Regions from separate parts of the Homo sapiens genome. Here region 2 is linked to region 1. Evidence: read pairs that join two places in POLR2A ChIA-PET (ENCODE). Cell type or tissue: PC-9. All regions are shown on one strand. Each heading gives the region's core, and the rest is flanking DNA. Links, peaks and the distances in the headings are about the cores only. Region 1 holds the start of LOC105374910 (a long non-coding RNA gene). Region 2 overlaps BLOC1S5 (biogenesis of lysosomal organelles complex 1 subunit 5).

Evidence for each region. Peaks named below come from ENCODE experiments on the same cell type or tissue, not always from the same donor. Only the 100,000 strongest peaks of a DNase experiment are listed, where the experiment ranks them.
Region 2: POLR2A ChIA-PET joins it to region 1 with 5 read pairs; 2 of 35 experiments call an interaction of 5 or more read pairs at or near these places.

What each region holds. Positions count from the first base shown.
Region 1 is chr6:8,152,378-8,164,844 of GRCh38, forward strand. LOC105374910 (a long non-coding RNA gene) reads left to right here and starts at 5,804. Exons shown (of 4, transcript XR_001743950.2): 1 at 5,804-5,883. In PC-9, for the core only: no CTCF peak of the experiment used is centred there; a DNase peak (open chromatin) is centred at 5,694; H3K27ac peaks cover 978 bases.
Region 2 is chr6:8,034,985-8,042,984 of GRCh38, forward strand. It overlaps BLOC1S5 (biogenesis of lysosomal organelles complex 1 subunit 5), which reads right to left. Exons shown (of 5, transcript NM_201280.3): 3 at 6,155-6,284. It overlaps BLOC1S5-TXNDC5 (BLOC1S5-TXNDC5 readthrough (NMD candidate)), which reads right to left. Exons shown (of 13, transcript NR_037616.1): 3 at 6,155-6,284. It overlaps EEF1E1-BLOC1S5 (EEF1E1-BLOC1S5 readthrough (NMD candidate)), which reads right to left. Exons shown (of 7, transcript NR_037618.1): 5 at 6,155-6,284. Among named protein-coding and RNA genes, the nearest start is that of BLOC1S5, 25 kb to the right of the region's middle. In PC-9, for the core only: no CTCF peak of the experiment used is centred there; no DNase peak of the experiment used is centred there.

The sequences.
Region 1 (12,467 bases), core at 1,779-9,778:
TTGATTTATGATGAGGTTATGTCTTGGCAAACCCATTTTAAGTTGAAAATATTGAAAGTAGAAAATGCAGTTAATACACCTAACCTATTGAACGTTGTAGCTCAGGCTATCCTACCTTAAATATATTCAGAACATCAGTATGAGGGAGTATCGTATTGCATGTCACTAGCCAGGGAAAAGACCAAAATTTAAAATTTGAAGTATGGTTTCTGCTGAAAAATCTTACTGCTTTTGCACCACGGTAAAGTCGAAAAATCCTGAGTCAAACCACCATAAATCAGGGACCGTCTGTAATTGTCAGCTTATGACTTGTAAGTTCTAGGTTTCATAGCTCAAGGCTGGAAGCCAACCTTGTCTTTTCATCAGTCAGTTTTGAATCCAATGGCAATTATGTACCAAGAAGACATTCAAGAACGTTAACTTACACTTTGTGTACTTTTCTATAAAATGAAACTTTAGCATAAATTACAGTTGGATTTATAGTACATGGGATAGAAGATACACTTCCTATTGCTGTCTTCTTTTGTAGAGAAGGCAAATAGCCTACTGCATAGTGATAAGACTGCTAACCTCCTAACTTCACATTTGAAACTCAATTTCCATCTGTTTTAGTTCCACACCGTGTGTCAACGACAGAGTTGGAGGCTATTGATCAAGATCCTTGTGGACCCACCCACACATTCTACATAGAATCATGACTGACAAAGTGACATGCTATGTGTTTTCAAAATGACATAGAGATTGAAAATGGAAAAGTTAAATATAAATCTTCATGGAAGTTTCAGTAATTTTTAATAATTTGTTCTTTTGTGGCATGCATATGTGAATGATATATTTGTCCTAGAGCAATAGGAATTCATTTCCCCACATCTGTAATATCTGCAGTAAGCTAAATTAAAAATGCATTTGTACTTGTACAGTTAAATGATCATATTTAATGAAATGTCAGAGATGAATCTTAGCAAATAGTCAGGAAATTATTTCAGGGAGTGCAGCATTTCATTACTAGCAGTCAGAGAAAAGCAAAGTGATTAAACAAATGGTTTACTGCTCTAAGGTGGTGGCTGCCCAAAAAGAATAGAATGCCAGTGTGTGGAGGTGAGAGACAAATGCTGCCTTTTCTGTGTCCACCGTCTCTCTGCTCTGGTCCCCCTCTACACGATGGAATCCTGAGTCTGATAGTAGCTCAGAGTAGGGGCTTTGGAGACTTTTCTCATGCAATGAGGGAAATAGCCATTAGGAAATGACTATGGTGTATGGGAATCACCTCACATGAGGTCCAGGACCAGGCTTTAGCAAGGCGTAGGCAGATGAGTTGAGTAGGAGTCTCAGATTAATTGAATGAGGACTGGAAGGAGCTGGTTGAAGATCAATGGATATTTAGCCTCCAGATCTTTACCCATGGGGGACAATTGGATGTGGGTGGCAAGCAACATGGAACTGGGAAGAGACAGGAGATTAGTAGCTGTGCTGTGGGTAAGAACAGAGTGGAAGAGGATAGGCAGGTAGGTAGCAGGCAGCAAGCAGGCACAGAGGAGAAGGAGAATCAAGCGGATAGGAGGGAGGTTAAAGGGAGGACACTGGTCATTTGAAAAGGCAGAGTGCAGCTAGTTTATTTGTTACCAATGTAAAGTCACGCCCCACACAAATCTCACACAAGCAACTTGAATCATCAAATCATCAACTGTTTTGGTTGGTGTTATGGGTTGTATGGTGTCCTCTATGAGTATATGTTTAAGTCCTAACTCCTAGTACCTCAGGATGTAAACTTATTGGGAAATAGGTTGCTACAGATTTAATTATTAGGTTTGTGCAAATATAATTGAGGTTTTTGCCATTAAAAATAATGGCAAAAACTGTTATTAACCTAATAGGAAGAGTTCCTACTGAAGTAGAGTAGAATCTCTATCCAGTGTGCCTGGTGTCTTTAGAAGATGATGTGGCCGGGCGCGGTGGCTCACGCCTGTTATCCCAGCACGTTGGGAGGCCGAGGTGGGTGGATCACCTGAGGTCAGGAGTTCGAGACTAGCCTGGCCAATATGGTGAAACCCTGTCTCTACTAAAAATACAAAAATTAGCCGGGTGTGGTGGTGTGCACCTGTAGTCCTGGCTACTCGGGGGACCAAGACAGGAGAATCACTTGAACCCAGGAGGTGGAAGTTGCAGTTAGCCAAGATCGTGTCACGTCACTCCAGCCTGGGGGATAGAGTGAGACTCTGTCTCCAGAAAAAAACCAAAAACAAAAACAAAAAACAAGATGATGTGACAGAGGCAGAAGAGGCAGAGAGTGGAAGGATACAACTGCAAGTCAGGGAGCTCCAGAGATTGACAGCCACCAATACAAGCTGGAAAGAGACAAGAAGTCTTCCCTAGAGCCCTCAGAGACAGCATGGCCTTGCTGACACCTTGATCTCAGACCCTTCCAGAGCTGTGAAACAATAAGCTTTGTTGTTTTAAGCCACCCAATTTGTGGTATTTTCTTACAGTGACCCTAGGAACCTAATACAGTTGGTAAAACCCAATTCTGAATGGCCAAATCAATAAGGCATATTTCTCAGTCTTCTGAATTGTTTCTTAAGGAAATTCCATTACTTTTCATTTAAATTTTTGGTACTGTCATCCAGGGCTAGGGTGAGAGGAGTAAGGCACTTGCCTCAGCTGCAAAATTTAAGGAGCTGCCAAAAACCTCGGTAATTAAGAGAATATTTCAGGACAATATTTTAAAAAATTAAAATTTATGCAAAAAATTATGATGAAGAGAATATGAGCATTTTAAATACAGGATCACTATTATTGATTTTTTTCTCTTGAGTCTGTATGGCCTGGTATCGCATTGTCAACATCTAAATAACATAAGTATGTTTAAAATACATATAGTGAAAGACATAGAGGCAAACATATTCATATAAGATATATTCTATATTCCAATTTTATCTTAGGAAGACACCCAAAAAAGATGACAAGGTAAAAGCAAGGTGACTTGGGTTGAATTCACTTTTCCCCATGTGAGAACTCAGATTGTATTGACAGTGGGAAGACCAGATCAGCAACATTGGGTTACAAGGAGAGCCCAGGTAAGCATTGTTTAAACATGAAATCTGCATAAAAAAGGCAAGCTGCTATAATCGCAGTAGCAAAGGGAATTAGATTCTTTGGCCTTTACCACATGATAGTAAATGACAGCATAATAAATAAAGCAAAAATGATTTCTGACTTATACTTTTCACATCATATCCCGGAGGCACTTTGCTATTGTTACAAGTATATTAAATGTAGGTCTGATTATTTCTCAGAAGGAGCTGACAAGAGACATAGTCTGGTACATGGAGCTTCTGGCCTATGTTTGGTGGTTAATATTTACTGGCTTCATACTTCTCCTGAAGCTAAGGGGAGATCAATGATAGAGCTAGGAGAGACCAAAAGTGGAATGCCTTTTCACACATGTAATGCACATTAACTTTCTTCAGTTGCTTAAAGATGTTGTTGAGTGTTTGCCTAACATGTGAAGTTGGTTATTAGCTATTCTCTTATCCTGGAAAAGTGCAAGTATCACTCCAGTGGCCAATGGAGAGGGCTTAGATATGGATTCTATGACTAGGAGAAAATGGATAAGATGGACATAGATGAAACATGGGGATCTATGTTACTGAAAAAAAATTTTATTGACTTGTTTTTTGGTGTATATAGTTCTATATATTTTAACACATGTATACATTCATATAACCATCACCACAATCATATGAAAACTGCTTTATAAACCCTCAAACTCCCACATATGACTTCTTTATAGTCACATTCTCTAAAACTTTTGTCTTTTCTTTGCAGAATGCTCTGTAAATATTGATTATTTTAGCTGTCATGTTTAGGTATTTAATTTATTTTGAGTTAATTTTTGGAGATAGTATAAAGTAAACATCCAATTTCATTCTTTACATCTGGATATCTGTTTTCCTGGCACTATTTGTTGAAAAGATTGTCTTTTCCCCATTAAATGGACTTGGCACCCTTGTTAAACATAACTAAACCATGTATGTGGGAGTTATTTTTCTGGGCTCTTTGTTCTGTTCTATTGGTCTATATATCTGTCTTTACTCCAGTACCACACTGTTAGGATTTTTGTAACTTTGTAGTAGGCTTTGAAATCAGGAAGTGTGAGACTTCCAATTTTGTTCTTCCTTTTAAAGACTGCTTTGACTGTCATTCAAGCTTTCTTGAGATTCCATATGAATTTTAAAACGCAAATTTCTGTTTTTGCATAAAACATCATTGGGATTTTGACAGAGATTGTATTAAATTTATAAGTTGCTTTGAATAGTATAGACATCTTAAAATATGACTTCCATAATATAGGTTGTCTTTTCACTTATTTATACTTTCTTTTATTTTTCATCAACGTTTTATATTTTTAGTGTATATGTTTTTTGCCTTGTTAAATAAAAAAATATTTAATGATACTTGCTAAAGCCTGGTAAAAAACACTTCATTCAGGACCATCACAATAAGTATCGGGACCAGTGCAATGAGATTTGTAGTCGGGGAGAGGGACTGTGTTTCTAGAAATTTTTCCACTTCATCTAGGTTTTCCAGTTTGTTGGTATACAATTATTTATAGTACACTTATAATTCTTTTTATTTCTGTAAAATTGAATTAATGTCTCCTTTTCTGTTTCTTATTTTAGTTATTTGATACTTCTCTCTTACTTTTAGCCAATATAGCTAAATCTTTGTCAATTTTGTTGATCTTTTCAAAGAACAAACTCTTGGTTTTGTTGATTATCTCTATTGTTTTTCTGTCCCCTATTTTATTTATCTCTGCTCTAATCTTTATTATTTACTTGGTAATGTAGGCTTTGGGTTTAATGAGATTGTTGATTTGAGATCTTCTTTTTTAGTGTAAGCATTTATAGCTATAACTTCCCTCTTATTATTGCTTTTGCCCTAGCTCATCAATTTTGATATGTTGTGTTTTCATTTTTATTTATTTCAAGATATTTTCTAATTTCACTTGTGATTTATTCTTTGACTCATTGCTTGTTTAAGAGTATGTTGTTTAATTTCCACAGATTTGTGAATTTTTCAGTTTTCCTTCTGCTGTTGATTTGTAGTGTCATCGTATTGTATTGGAAAAGATAGTTTGTTTGATTTCAATCTTTTATAATTTATTAAGACATATTTATGCTCTAGCCCATGGTGTATCCTGAAGAATTCCCCATGTGCACCTGAGAAAAATGTGTATTTTGCTGTGTGGGGTGGAGTGCTCTGTATATTTTAGGTCTAGTTGGTGCATAGTGTTATTCAAGTTAAGGGAAGTTTAAAATTTTCCTATGAAGGGTTAACTTGAGCCTTTAAAACAAACTGATAATAGAGTAACAGAAAAAAGCATACAAATATATTAATGTGCATTTGGGCATGGAAGTCATACAAAATAGGAAAACCTCAAAGAAATGACCAGATGGTTGATGCTTTTAAACCTTCTTGAGGTTACGGAAAGAATGGGGGCTTGGAGGAAGATGGCAAAACAGGTTATGGTGCCAAGCCAGGTTATGGGAGGGAGAAAAGAGGACGAAAGGCATGGGGCAAAGGTAATCTTATTAAGGAGATGAAACGTCACAGGGATCAGCACTCAGAAAGAATGAATGGTAGCCTTGGTATTTGCTTATCAGTTAGCAAATACCTTTAAAGGTTTAAAACTCTCAGTTAATCTTTTCTAGATCTGGATAAGGGGGGAGTGTCTCAGAGAAAGCTTATTTGCATCTGTTATTTACTTCATTTTATTTCCTCTACAGATGTAACCTTTCCCCTCAGTAGACAGCTTTGCAGGCTGTTCTTGTGTTTGCAGTCCCTGTGTATAGCCTTCTCAAAATACAAACGGCATATTTTGAGGTAAAATATTTTCAGCGCCTTTAAATGTTTGTATTTCCTTACTGATTTTCTATCTGACTGGTGTATTTATTATTGAAAGTAGGGTAGCAAAGTCTCCTACTGTTATTGTAGATCTATTTCTTCCTTTAAGCTGCCAATATTTCATTCATATATTTTGGAGTTCTGATGTTTGGTGCATACATGTTTATAATAGTTATGTATTTTGGTGAAATCACTCTTTATCATTATATGATGTCCTTCATTGTCTCTTGTAACAGTGTTTGACTAAAAGTCAATATTGTTCTGATCCCAGTATAGCCACTCCTGATCTTTCTTGGTTACTATTTGTATGGAATGTCTTTTTCATCTTTTTACTTTTAACCTGTACATGTCTTTAGATCTAAAGTGAGTCTCCTATAGGGAGTTGATAGTTGAGTCCTGTTTTTTTTTTTTTTATTTACTCCATTCTGTTAATTTATGTCTTTTGATTGAGGATTTTAATCCATTTACATTTAAAGTAATTACTCACATGAAAGGACTTACATTTGCCACTTTAGTAATTGTTTTCCGCATGTCTAATAGCTTTTTTCCCCCTCATTTCCTGCCTTCCTTAGTGTTTTTTGTAATGACTCATTTTCATTCCCTTCTCATTTTCTTTTGTGTATATTGTTTTTAAATTTTTTTTTATTTTATTTATTTATTTATTTTTGAAATGGAGTCTCACTCTGTAGCACAGGCTGGAGTGCAGTGGTGTGATCTCAGCTCGCAACCTCTGCTGCCTGGATTCAAGCGATTCTCCTGCCTCAGTCTCCTGAGTAGCTGGGATTACATGCACCTGCCACCATGCCCGGCTAATTTTTATATTTTTAGTAGAGACAGGGTTTCAACATCTTGGCTAGGCTGGTCTTGAACTCCTCACCTCATAATCCACCCGTCTCAGCCTCCCAAAGTGCTGGGATTACAGGCATAAGCCATCATACCCTGCCTCTTTTGTGTATATTCTATAGATATTTTATGTGTGGTTACCATGAAGACTACTTGTAACATTCTAAAGTTATAACAATGTATTTTAAATTAAAACCAACTTAACTTCAATTGTATATAAAATCTCTATTCTCTTATAGTTCAGTTCATCAACTTTATCTTATCAATGTCATCAATTACATCTTTATGTATTATGTACCCATTATCATTTACAATTATTTTTATGAATTTGTTTCTAAATCCTATAGAAAATAAAAAGTGAAATTACAGCCAAAATTAAAATCATACTGTTTCTTATATGTATTTACTTCATGTATTTACTTTTACCGGAGAATTTTATATTTTCAGATGGCTTTGATTTACTGTCTAGCATCCTTTCATTTCAATTTGAAGGATTCCCTTTGGCATTTCTTGTAGGGCAGGTCTAGTGGTAATGAATGACCTCAGCTTTTTGTTTATCTTAACATGTCTTGGTTTTTCCCTCACTTTTGGAGGACAGCTTTGCCAAATATAGAATTTTTAGTTGATGATTCCCCCCCCCGGCACTTTAAATATATTGCACCACTACCTTCTGGCTTGCAAGGTTACTCTTGAGAAATCCACCAATAATTTTATTGAGGGCCTCTTATATGTGATCAATCACTTTTCTTTTGCTGCTTTCAAGACTGTCTCTTTCTCTTTAGTATCTAAAGTTTGATTATAATGTATCTGAGTGTGGGTCTTTTTGGGTTTATCCTACTTGGAATTTGCAGAGATTCTTTGTAACTACATGTCTTTTCTCAAATTTGGGAAGTTTCTAGCCATCGCTTCTCCAAATGATTTCTGCTTTTCTCTCTCTCTTTTCTCCTTCTGAACTTTCATACTCGTCCTCTTGATGGTGTCCCATAAGTCCTTTTGGCTCTGTTCCCTTTCTTCATTCTTTTTTCTTTCTGTTTCTCAGACTCAGCAATTTCAAGTGATTTGTCTTCAAGCTTGGTGATTCTTTATTATGCCTGGTCAGGTCTGCTTTTGAACTTCTCTAGTGAATTTTCAATTTAGTTATTTTAGTCAGCTTCTAGTTTTTATTTTTTTTGTTTTAAAATTTTGCTGATAGGTGTGTAGTTTAATCCTGTGGTCTGTCATGTTGGGTAACCTGCTACATTGTCATCAAATTTGTTTAGTAGAAAACGCTTATATCAATGAAGAAGAGGTTAGGGTGCATTTTAACGTCATGGAGAGCAGAATTGATAAACTGATATTGGCCATTAAATGTCTCAGAGGTTTATCAGTATAAAGATCACTTTCTTTCAAAATGCTCTATATTTTAAAAAATCAGCTTTCAAAATATTCTTATACAATGGAGAAAATATTGTGCCCTGAATTTCAAAAGACAGGTGCAAGGTTTTGTTACAGGTTAGAGAACAAGACAGGGTTAGATTTCAGGCAGGTAGTGTCTTCATCATCAGAATGTAACATTCTTCCCTTATGCAGGATACATAAATCATAATATATCTGTGAAAAACCTCACAGTTGTGTGATTGTCTATCAATGGGCTGTCTCTAAATCCTGAACAAAGTGGCAGCCAGAGTAACAATGCATTAGGTTTAGTTTCTGTTTCCCAAGACACAGACTCTTTGCATGGCAAAGAGAAAATATATTAAGGCAGTGTGCAAGCATGAGGCATCATTGACCTTACACATAACTTAGCTTATTCTTTGCATTGTCCTTAGTAAGGAGTTCACTTTTTGATTATTTGTTTGTTTGTTTGTTTGTTTTTGAGATGAAGTCTGGCTCTGTTGCCCAGGCTGGAGTGCAGTGGCATGATCTTGGCTCACTGCAACCTCCGCCTCCTGGGCTCAAGCAATCCTCTCACCTCAGCCTCCCAGGTAGCTGGGGCTACAGCCTCATGCCACCATGCACGACTAATTTTTGTAATTTTTTGTAGAGATAGGGTTTTGCCATGTTGCCCAGACTGGTCTTGAATTCCTGAGCTCAAGTGACACACCTGCCTTGGCCTTCTAAAGTGCTGGGATTACAAGTTTAAGCCACTGTGCCTGGCTAATTAGCTTTTTTAAAGTGCTAAAGATTTTTTAAAAACTAAACAAATTTTAGAGGATTTATAGAGATGCATTTTCAGGAAGCTGGATTATTTAGTTATGTTTGATGTGTCATTTATATGACCCTAAACAAATTAAAAGAGAAAAAACTTCAGTCAATTCACTAGTGTACACAAAGACAGGTGATATTTTTGATAAATTTTCCACCATCAAATTAATGAAATAACTAATTGCTTTGATTTCTGTTACACAAAGCCCCAAAGCTGTCAATGCTAGAAAGTAGCACAATTAAATTCATTTGCTTTTTACAGAAAATGAAGGGCCTTAAAATGTTTGGAATATTGAAAGCAGGTATTGGATACTGGGTTGGTCCATTCTCATGCTGCTATAAAGAAATAGCTGAGGCTGGGTAATTTATAATGAAAAGAGGTTTAATTGGCTCACAGTTCTGCATGCTGTACAGGAAGCATGATGCTGGCATCTACTTGGCTTCTGGGGAGCCCTCAGGAAACTTACAATCATGGTGCAAGGTGGATGGGGAGCAGACATGTCACATGACTAGAACAAGTGCAAGAGAGAGATGTGGGAGGTGCCACACACTTTTAAATGATGAGAACTCACTGTTTTGAGGAAAGCACCAAGGGGATGGAGCTAAACCATTCATGAGGAATCCGTCCCCAATGTCCCCATGTATCCATCCCCAATCACCTCTCACCAGGCCTCATCTCCAGCATTGGGGATTACAATTCAACATGAGAGTTGGTGGGGACACAGAAACAAACCATATTAGATATCTTCTTAAGCTTGCTGGGAAACACATGCAAATTACTTTATTTACACATATATAGTACAATGGAAGAAGACAGAGAATCTCTGGCTTAGTCTGGAGAGTTAATCTAATTTTTTTTTTTTTTTTTTTTGAGACGGAGTCTTGCTCTGTCGCCAGGCTGGAGTGAAGTGGCACAATCTCGGCTCACTGCAACCTCCGCTTCCTGGGTTCAAATAATTCTCCTGCCTCAGCCTCCCAAGTAGCTGGGACTACAGGTGCGCACCACCACACCTAGCTAATTTTTGTATTTTTAGTAGAGACGGGGTTTCACCATGTTGGCCAGGATGGTCTGGATCTCTTGACTTCGTGATCTGCCTGCCTTGGCCTCCCAAAGCGCTGGGATTACAGGCGTGAGCCACCACGCCTGGCCTAAATTTCTTATTTGTTAATTGAGCATAGATATTTCATATAAAATTTTCTTTGAATGCACATAATTTGTTATTGATTTATTTACTCAAAAATATTTTTCAAGTGCTTGAGATGCACCAGGCCTGTAAGGCACTGATTCTGAAAGAAGGTATAAATGGAGACTGCACCCTTAGAAAATTTGCTTTTGGGGGGATATAGGCCTTAGAGCTGTGATGACTGCAAACACAAAGTGAAGAGTTGCAAGAAGCTCAAAGACAAAGGTTAGGAAGCTCAGAAAGAGGAGTATTGTTTTTGCTGGGCAGAAGGGTGGCTTTGTGGGAATGGTGCTGTTTAACTTGTCTCAAAGACTGGGTAGGATTCAGATATTTAGGGATGGAGAACAGCACTCCAGGCAGAATGCACAGAGCGAGTGCTGCCAAGGTGCCATGGTGCAGGCTTTGAAAGGGAGCCCTTGGTTTGAGGTGGGACACAGGATAAAATGATGTGAGGTTTGGAATAAGGCTAGAAAAGAAAGAAAACGTTTGAATTTATTGAGTGCCTACTTTGCAGCATGTATTGAGAGTTGCTTGTGAGAATGTCATAGTTTTCAACCCCTAAAACTACTGTCCCCAAATAAGTTTATTTCTCCCTTTTGTTATTTCCTTTTTGTAAAGTGTTATTGTTGCTTTTCTGCAGTTGGGGAAACTGAGGTGTAGAGAAGTTAAAGGACTTGCTGGAGATTGCCTCTTCCCAAGTGGCAGGACTAGCATTTAAAGCTAGTTTTGACTGACGCTTTTTTTTTTTTTTTGAGACAGAGTCTCGCTCGTCGCCCAGGCTGGAGTGCAGTGGCACGATCTCGACTCACTGCAACCTCCGCCTCCCGGGTTCACGCCATTCTCCTGCCTCAGCCTCCCGAGTAGCTGGGACTACAGGCACCGGCCACCACGCCTGGCTAATTTTTTGTATTTTTAGTAGAGACGGGGTTTTACCATGTTAGCCAGGATGGTCTCGATCTCCTGACCTCAGCCTCCCAAAGGCTGGGATTACAGGCGTGAGCCACCGACTCTTAAGTACAAGCTCTTTCTGGTCTACTGCACTGCCTTGAATGAAATCCCAATGAAATGGAAGGTGAGAAGCCTCTGAACCTCTGAGGGTTTTTTTTTTTTTAATTTTTTTATTTTTTGAGACGAAGTCTTGCTCTGTTGCCCAGGCTGGAGTGCAATGGCGCAATCTCGGCTCACTGCAACCTCCACCTTCCAGGTTCAAGCGATTGTTTCACCTCTGCCTCCTGAGTGGCTGTGACTACAGGCACATGCCATCATGCCTGGCTAATTTTTGTATTTTAGTCGAGACGGGGTTTCACCATGTTGGCCAGGCTGGTCTCAAACTCCTGACCTCAGGTGATTCGCCTGCCTCGGCCTCCCAAAGTGCTGGGATTACAGGCGTGAGCCACCGCGCCTGGCCCCTCTGAGGTTTTGAGCAGTTGAGAGGCAGTGTTAGGGGTCCTTGTTTATAAAGCTGGTGGAGCCTGAAGGCTGGGCTGGAGGAAACCTGGTTTTTCAGTTTTATCCTCACTGAAGAAACGTACTAATTTGTGTTTGAAGGAAACTTAACTTAGTAATACACCTTTTTCTAGATGCTACTAGGCTACAGTGATCCCTGGGCAGCTGAGTACAGGATTACACTTACAAAATTGTAAAATTTTATTGAGTGCGGTATTGAGAGGTGACAGCGTGCTGGCAGTCCTCACAGCCGTCGCTCGCTCTCGGTGCCTCTTCTGCCTGGGCTCCCACTTTGGCGGCACTTGAGGAGCCCTTCAGCCCACCGCTGCATCCTGGGAGCCCCTTTCTGGGCTGGCCAAGACCGGAGCCGGCTCCCTCAGCTTGCAGGGAGGTGTGGAGGGAGAGGCGCGAGCGGGAACCGGGACTGCGCACGGCGCTTGCGGGCCAGCTGGAGTTCCGGGTGGGCGTGGGCTTGGCGGGTCCCGCACTCGGAGCAGCCGGCCCTGCCGGCCCCGGGCAATGAGGGGCTTAGCACCCGGGCCAGTGGCTGTGGAGGGTGTACTGGGTCCCCCAGCAGTGCCAGCCCGCCGGCGCTGCACTCAATTTCTCACTCGGCCTTAGCTGCCTTCCCGCGGGGCAGAGCCCAGGACCTGCAGCCCGCCATGCCTGAGCCTCCCACACCCTCCATGGGCTCCTGTGCGGCTTGAGCCTCCCCGACTAGTGCCACCCCCTGCTCCACGGCACCCAGTCCCATCGACCACCCAAGGGCTGAGGAGTGCGGGTGCACGGCGCGGGACTGGCAGGCAGCTCCACCTGCAGCCCCGGTGCCAGATCCACTGGGTGAAGCCAGCTGGGTTCCTGAATCTGGTGGGGCCTTGGAGAACCTTTATGTCTAGCTCAGGGATT
Region 2 (8,000 bases), core at 1-8,000, 120 kb before region 1:
ACACACACCATGGAATACTATTCAGCCATAAAAAGGAATGAAATAATGACATTCACAGCAACCTGGATGGAATTACAGACCATTATTCTAAGTAAAGTAACTCAGGAATAGAAAACCAAACGTCGTTATGTTCTCGCTTATAAGTGGGAGCTAAGCTATGAGGACACAAAAGCATAATAATAATACAGTGAACTTTGGGGACTCAGGGGGAAGGATAGGAGGGAGGTAAAGGATAAAAGACTACACATTGGGTACAGTGTACACCAAAATCTCAGAAATCACCACTTAAGAACTTATCCATATACCCAGACACCACTGTTCCCCAAAAGCCTATTAAAATTTTCAAAAAGGAATAAAAATCTTTTTTTTTTTTTTAAAAAAAAGGCATAGAGTGGCTGAATAAATAAGACCCACCTCTATACTGCCTACGAGAAAGGCACTTCACCTATAAAGACATGCAAGTTCTATGTGCTAATGAAAAGAACGTGTATTCTGCAGCAGTTGGGTGAAATGTTCAGTAAATGTTAGTTGGGTCTTACATTTCCACGCAACCAGAAAAAGATATTCCATGCAACTGGAGACCAAAAAGAGCAGGAGTAACTATACTTACATCAAATAAAACAGACTACAAATCAAAGACTGCAAAAAGAGACAAAGAAGGTCACTATATAATCATACAGGGGTCAATTCAGCAAGAGGGTTGTAACAATTATAAATATCTATGTACTTAACACTGGAACTCCCAAGTACATACAGGAAACATTAATAGATCTAAAGGGAGAGATAGAATGCAATAGCCGCAGGAGACTTCAACATCCCATTCTTAGTAATGGACAGATCATCCAGACAGAAAATCAACAGAGAAACATTGGAGAGTTCAACTACAAACTCGACCAGGCCTTAATGACACTTACAGAACCTTCATCCAACTGCAGCAGGTTACACGTTCTTTTCATCAGCACACAGAACATTCTCTGGAACAGATCATATCTTAGGCCACAAAACAAGTCTTAACAAATTCAGAAAAGATAGAGATCATTATCAGGTATATTTTCTGACCATAATGGAATAAAATTAAAAATCAGTAACAAGAGGAAACTTGGAAAATACACACACACAACATGCTCCTGAACAACCAATGAGTCAGGGAAGAAATTAAGAAGGAAATTTAAAAATTTCTTGAAACAAATAAAATGAAAATACAACATACCCAAATCTATGGGATACAGCAAAAACAGTACCAACAGGGAAATTTATAGCAGCAAAAGCCTGTATCAGAAAAATAGAAAGACTTCAAATAAACAACCTAACAAGGAACAAAAAATTAGGAGAAGGAAAGAAATAATAGAGACCAGAGCAGAAATAAATAAAATTGAGGCTAAAAACATCAGAGTCATTAAACTATTATCAACAACTATACGCCAACAAATTGGAAAACCTAGAAGAAATAAATTCCTAAATACATACAAGCTACCAAGTACAAACCATGAGGGAACAGAAAGCCTCAACAAACTAATAATGAATAACAAGGTTGAAGCCATGATAAAGTCTCCTATCGAAGAAAAGCCCAGGACTTAATGGCTTCTTTGCTGAATTCCAGCAAACATTTAAAGAAGAATTAACACCAATTCTACTCAAGTTCTTCAAAAAACCTGAAGAGGAGAGAATATCCCCAACTCATTCTACAAGGCCAGCATTACCTCAATATCAAAATCAGACAAAGACAAAAGAATTAAAAAAGAGAAAACTACAGGCAATATCACTAATGAATGTAAAGGCAAAAATCCTCAACAAAATAGTAGCAAACCAAATTCAACAACATGTTAAAAAGATCATTCACCATGATCAAGCAGGATTTATCCCAGGAATGGCAGGATGGTTCAACATATGCAAATCTATAAATAACCCATATGGTAACCTCAACAGATGCTAAAAAAGCATTTGATAAAATCCAACTTTCCTTTATGATAAAAACTCTCAACAAACTGGGTATAAAAAGAACATAGCTCAAAATAGCTGTGGGCAAACCCACAGCTAACATCATACTGAATGAGGAAAAATTGAGAGCCTTTCCTATAAGATCCAGAACAAGAAAAGGATGCTCACATTCACCACTTTTATTCAACATAATACTGAAAGTACTGCCAGGGCAATTAGGCAAGAAATAAGGGCACACGAATTGGAAAGGTATTAAGTCAAATTAGCTTTGTTTGCAGATCACATGATCTTATATTTAGAAAAACCTATTGACTCACCAAAAAGCTCTTGGAACTAATAAATGTATTCAGTAAAGTTGCAGGATACAAAATCAACATACAAAATCCATAGCATTTATATATGCCAACAGCAAGCAATCTGAAAAAGAAACCAAGAAAGCAACCCTATTTACAATAGCTACAAAGAACATAAAATACCTAGCAATCAACTGAACCAAAGAAGTAAAAGATCTATACAAGGAAAACTATAAAACTTTGATGAAAAAAATTGAAGAGGGCACACAAAAATGGAAAGATATCCATGCTCTGTAACTGGAAGAATGCCATTAAAGTGACAATAATACCCAAAGCAATTTACAGGCTCAATGCAATCCCTATCAAAATACCAACGACATTTTTCATAGAAACAGGAAAAATAAATCCTAAAATTTATACAGAATCACGAAAGACCCTGAATAGCCAAAGCAATTTTGAGCAAAAAGAACAAAGCTGGAGGCATCACACTACCTGATTACAAAGCATATTATTAATACAAAGCTATAGTAACCAAATCAGCATGATACCAGCATAAAAACACACAGGCCATGCATGGCACAGAATCAATAACCCAGATATAAACTCACACATTTATAGCCAGCTCATTTTCAACAAAGGCACCAAGAACATACAATGGGGAAAGGACAGGCTCTTCGATAACCAGTGCTGGGAAAACTGGATATCAGTATGACTGGGAAAACTGGATATCCATATGAAGAAGAATGAAACTAAACCTCTGTCTCTCACCATCCACAAAAATCAAATAAAAATGGATTAAAGACTTAAATCTAAGACCTGAAACTGTGAAATTACTAGAAGAAAGCCTAGGGGGAAACACTCCAGGACATTGGTCTGGGCAAAGACTTTTTTCTGTAAGACCTCAAAAGTAAGGCAACCAAAGCAAAAACAGACAAATGGGGTTACATCAAGCTAAAACGCTTCCGTGACGCAAAGAAAATAATCAGCAAGTTGAAGAGACAACCCACAGGAGGAGAAAGCATTAGCAAACTATTCATCTGACAACAGATTAATAACCAGAATATATAAGGAGCTCAAACAACAATATAGCAAAAATCCCAAAGAATCCAATTTTAAAAATAGGCAAAGATCTATTTCAAAAGAGACATTTCTCAAAAGACATAAAATGGCCAACAGGAATATGAAAAAAGTGCCCAAGATCACTAATTATCAGAGAAATGCAAATCAGACCACAATGAAATAGCATCTCTAGTTAAAATGGCTTTTAATTAATTAATTAATTAATTATTGACGGAGTCTCACTCTGTTGCCCAGGCTGGAGTGCCGTGGCGCTATCTTGGCTCACTGCAAGCTCTGTCTCCCGGGTTCACGCCATTCTCCTGCCTCAGCCTCCTGAGTAGCTGGGACTACAGGCACCCGCCACCATGCCTGGCTACTTCTTTGTATTTTTAGTAGAGACAGGGTTTCACTGTGTTAGCCAGGATGGTCTTGATCTCCTGACCTCATGATCCACCCGCCTCGGCCTCCCAAAGTGCTGGGATTACAGGCGTGGGCCACCACACCCAGCCAAAATGGCTTTTATTAAAAAGATGAAGAATAATGGATACTGGCGAGGATGTGGAGAAAAGGGAACTCTCGTATACTATTGGTCAGAATATAAATTAGTACAACCACTATGGAGAACAGTTTGGAGGTTCCTCAAAAAACTAAAAATAGAACTACCATATGATCCAGCAATTCCACAATACTGGGTATATATCTAAAAGAAAAGGAGAGAGACATCTGCACTTACGTGTTTATTGAAGCACTAGCCAAAATATGGAACCAACCTAAATTCCCATGAATGGGTAAGGAAATGTGGTATATATACACAATGGAATATTATTCAGCCATAAAAATGAATGAAATCCCATCATCTGCAGCCACATGGACAGAACTAGATGTTATTATGTTAAGTGAAATAAGCCAAGCACAGAAAGACAAATATTGCATGCTCTCACTCGTATGTGAGAGCTAAAGAAATGGATCTCATGAATATAGAGAGTAGACTGGTAGTTACCAGAGGCCAGGAAGTATAGTGAGGAGGAGGGCATGAGGAAAGGTTGATTAATGGATATAAATATATGGTCTGATGGAAGAAATAAGACCTAGTATTTGATATATCAGTAGGGTGACTATAGCTTACAATAACCTATTATATAATTCAAAATAGCTAGAAGAGAATAATTTGAATGTTTTTAACAAAAAGAAAGGACAAATATTTAAGGTGATGAATATGTGAATTACACTAATTTGGTCTTTCCAAATTATATGAAAGCATTAAATTACCATAAGTACCCCCAAAATACGTACATTATACAATAATACAAAAGTAAAGTTATTTTTAAAAAGCTAAGTCAATGTAGTATTAGCTTTAAAAAAAAAAAGAAAATAATTTCAGCTTGGCATTAGGAACAGATTTTGGCCGAATGCTCACTCATTCATTTCAATGAACAAATTACTAGTGAGTGGCTATAAAGTAGCAGGCACTGTTCTAGGTGCCTGAGATACCACAGTGAACAACAACAACAAAAGTCCTGAGCTTACAGGACTCAAATTTTAGTTGGGAAGACAGGGGTATGGGACCAGGCTAAAACCACAAATATGGAATTTAATTATTAATTGGTATACAGATGATATTGAAAGGCGTGATTCTGTATAAGCTCACCAAGCGAGTTTAAACAAGAAAGCAGTTGCGGAACCAAGCCTCCGAGCACCACATGGTGAAAAGTCGTGAAGTTAAGTGGGAACTAACAAAGTAGACTGAGAAGGAGGAGCCTGTGTTGTAGGAGGCAATCCAAGAAAAAGTGATAATCCAGGAATAAAGGCAGACTTTTCTTACTACCTTTTCAAAGATATACAGAAGTAACATCCTGAAGTGGAACTTGAGCTCTGGAGGCAGAAGAGCTAGGCTTGGATGGTAGTTCCTCCAATTATTATTGGAGAATCTAGAGTGTTCAACCATTATAAATTTCGGTTTTCTCAACTGTAAGGTGGGGAAGATGATAAACATTTATCTTACTGGGTTATGATTAAAAAAATGAAAAAATACAGGTGAAAATTCTAACTAGTAAAGTGCTATATAAATTCGTTTGTATTTTTAATTACAGTCTGTTCTTAAAGATTTCTAGGTAAAGATGGCAGAATGAAGTAAAATCACACAAACTTAGTCCTTTAAATGCCTCTCAAAATAAATAGTTTTTTAAAAGTAAAAAAACTTCACCATTTACTAAACAGTAAAGAATTATAATTGCATACTATAAACTTTGAAAAGTAGCAGCCAAAAATAGGAACACAGATTGTAGTCAAGAACCGAGATTCCTGGCTGGGCACAGTGGCTCACGCCTGTAATCCCAGCACTTGGGAGGCCGAGGCAGGTGGATCACGAGTCAAGAGATCAAGACCACCTTGGCCAACATGGTGAAACCCCATCTCTACTAAAAATACAAAAATTAGCCAGGCATGGTGAGACGCACCTGTAGTCTCAGCTACTCAGGAGGCTGAGGCACAAGAACCACTTGAATCTGGGAGGCCGAGGTTGTAGTGAGCTGAGATTGCACCACTGCACTCCAGCCTGGGACACAGAGTGAGACTGTGCCTCCAAAAAAAAAAAAAAATTTGTAAAAATAGGTGAAAACTGTTTTGACTTTCTCACATACTAAACAGATTGTCTCGTGTACCACAGATGCACACATCTCACTTTGGAGATTAATGCTGTTTGGAGATTAATTAATGGCAACACACATTAATCACTAGAAAACCACTTTCTCTGTAACTGAGCTTCCCTCTCCCTCTCCACCTCCCCCCATAATACCCAAGAAAATACATTTTGGTGTAGCATTCATTTGAAATGAAAAGCAATTAAAAAAGAATTGCTGACTCACATCTCTGGAGAACCTGGCTGAGGCTGTCCCGCATTGTGTCTCTACATTTGGGAAGAGTATGTTCATTTGTTTCATGGATCATGTTCTTCAAATTTTCAAGAACTCGCATTTCTCGAAGACCACGTTTTTCCTATTAAAAGAAAGTAGATGACTAATAAATATGGTGTCTTTTCCTTTTTTTTTTTTTTTTTTGAAATGGAGTCTCGCTCTGTCGCCCAGACTGGAGTGCGGTGGTGTGATCTCAGCTCACTGCAACCTCCGCCTCCTGGGTTCAAGTGAGTCTCCTGCCTCAGCCTCCCAAGTAGCTGGGACTACAGGCTCCCGCCATCACATCCAGCTAATTTTTTGTGTTTTTAGTAGAGATGGGGTTTCACTGTGTTAGCTAGGATGGTCTCGATCTCCTGACCTTGTGATCCGCCCACCTCGGCCTCCCAAAGTGCTGGGATTATAATCGTGAGCCACTGCGCCCGGCCATATTGTGTCTTAAATCTTAGTAATTACTTTCTTTCTTTCTTTCTTTTTTTTTGAGATGCAGTCTCGCCCTGTCGCCCAGACTGGAGTGCGGTGGCGCTCTCTCTGCTCACTGCAAGCTCCGCCCGCTGGGTTCCCGTCATTCTCCTGCCTCAGCCTGCCGAGTAGCTGGGAATACAGGCGCCCGCCACTACCCCCGGCTAATTTTGTATATATTTAATAGAGACGGGGTTTCACCGTGTTAGCCAGGATGGTCTCTATCTCCTGACCTCGTGATCCACCCGCCTCGGCCTCCCAAAGTGCTGGGATTACAGGCGTGAGCCACCGCGCCCGGCCTAAATCTTAGTAATTACTTTCTAAGATATCCACCCAGGTTTTGGTTGTTAGGTTATGACTTATTACTGAAAATTTATGCAGCTTTCTTCTAATTATTTGGCAATAAATGCCTCATAACCCAGAGGCATTTTTAAAATTATGAAATGCTCCAAAAGTTGCAATATGAGCAATATTTTTATAGCAATGTTAAAAAATTGGCAAGAGAAATACTAAAAGAACCAGAAAAATGGTCCAGATTGCCACATATTTTATTAGAAGGAAATTAAACACTCCGATCTGATCTTAAATTTCATTTTGTCATTCTAACTATCATATAGCTTCTGTTATTATGTGCTATATTTTTTATCTGATTCCCTTTCTTTTCTCAAAATAAAAATGGGTAGTAAAAGTAATATGTAGATACTTCCCTATATAGAAAAGAACACTGAAGGCCTGAGGCTATTATCATTAGAAAGGCCTCCTCATAAGGTTGGCCCTGGCTGGGGGCTGGAAACTTGACTAGTAAACAGTTTCCTCCGTTGGTATAAAACCCTTCCATAAATTATAAAAGTGGTTCACTGTGCCTAAATGGTTTACACCAAGCTTGTCCAACCCACGGCAGACGGGCTGCAAGCAGCCCAAGACGGCTTTGAATGCAGCCCAACACAAATTATAAAACTTCCTTAAAACATTATGAGATTTTTTTGTGATTTTTTTTCTTTTTTAGCTCATCAGCTATTGTTACTGTTAGTCTATTTTATGTGTGGCCCAACACAATTCTTCTTCTTCCATTGTAGATCAGGGAAGCAAAAAGACTGGACACCCCTGGTTTACACAAACAATGTGATTAATGTTGAATACCTCTTTCCTTCTGGAAGTCTGAAAATGCTGTATGTGCTAGGCAGAGGATGCCTCCTTGACCAGCCCCCAATAAAACCCCTGGACTCCTAGGCTCAGGCAAGCTTCCCTGTAAGATTACACTTTACATGTGTTGTCACAACTTGTCACAAGGGGAATTCAGTGCATCCTGTGTGACTCCACTGGGGGACGACTCTTGGAA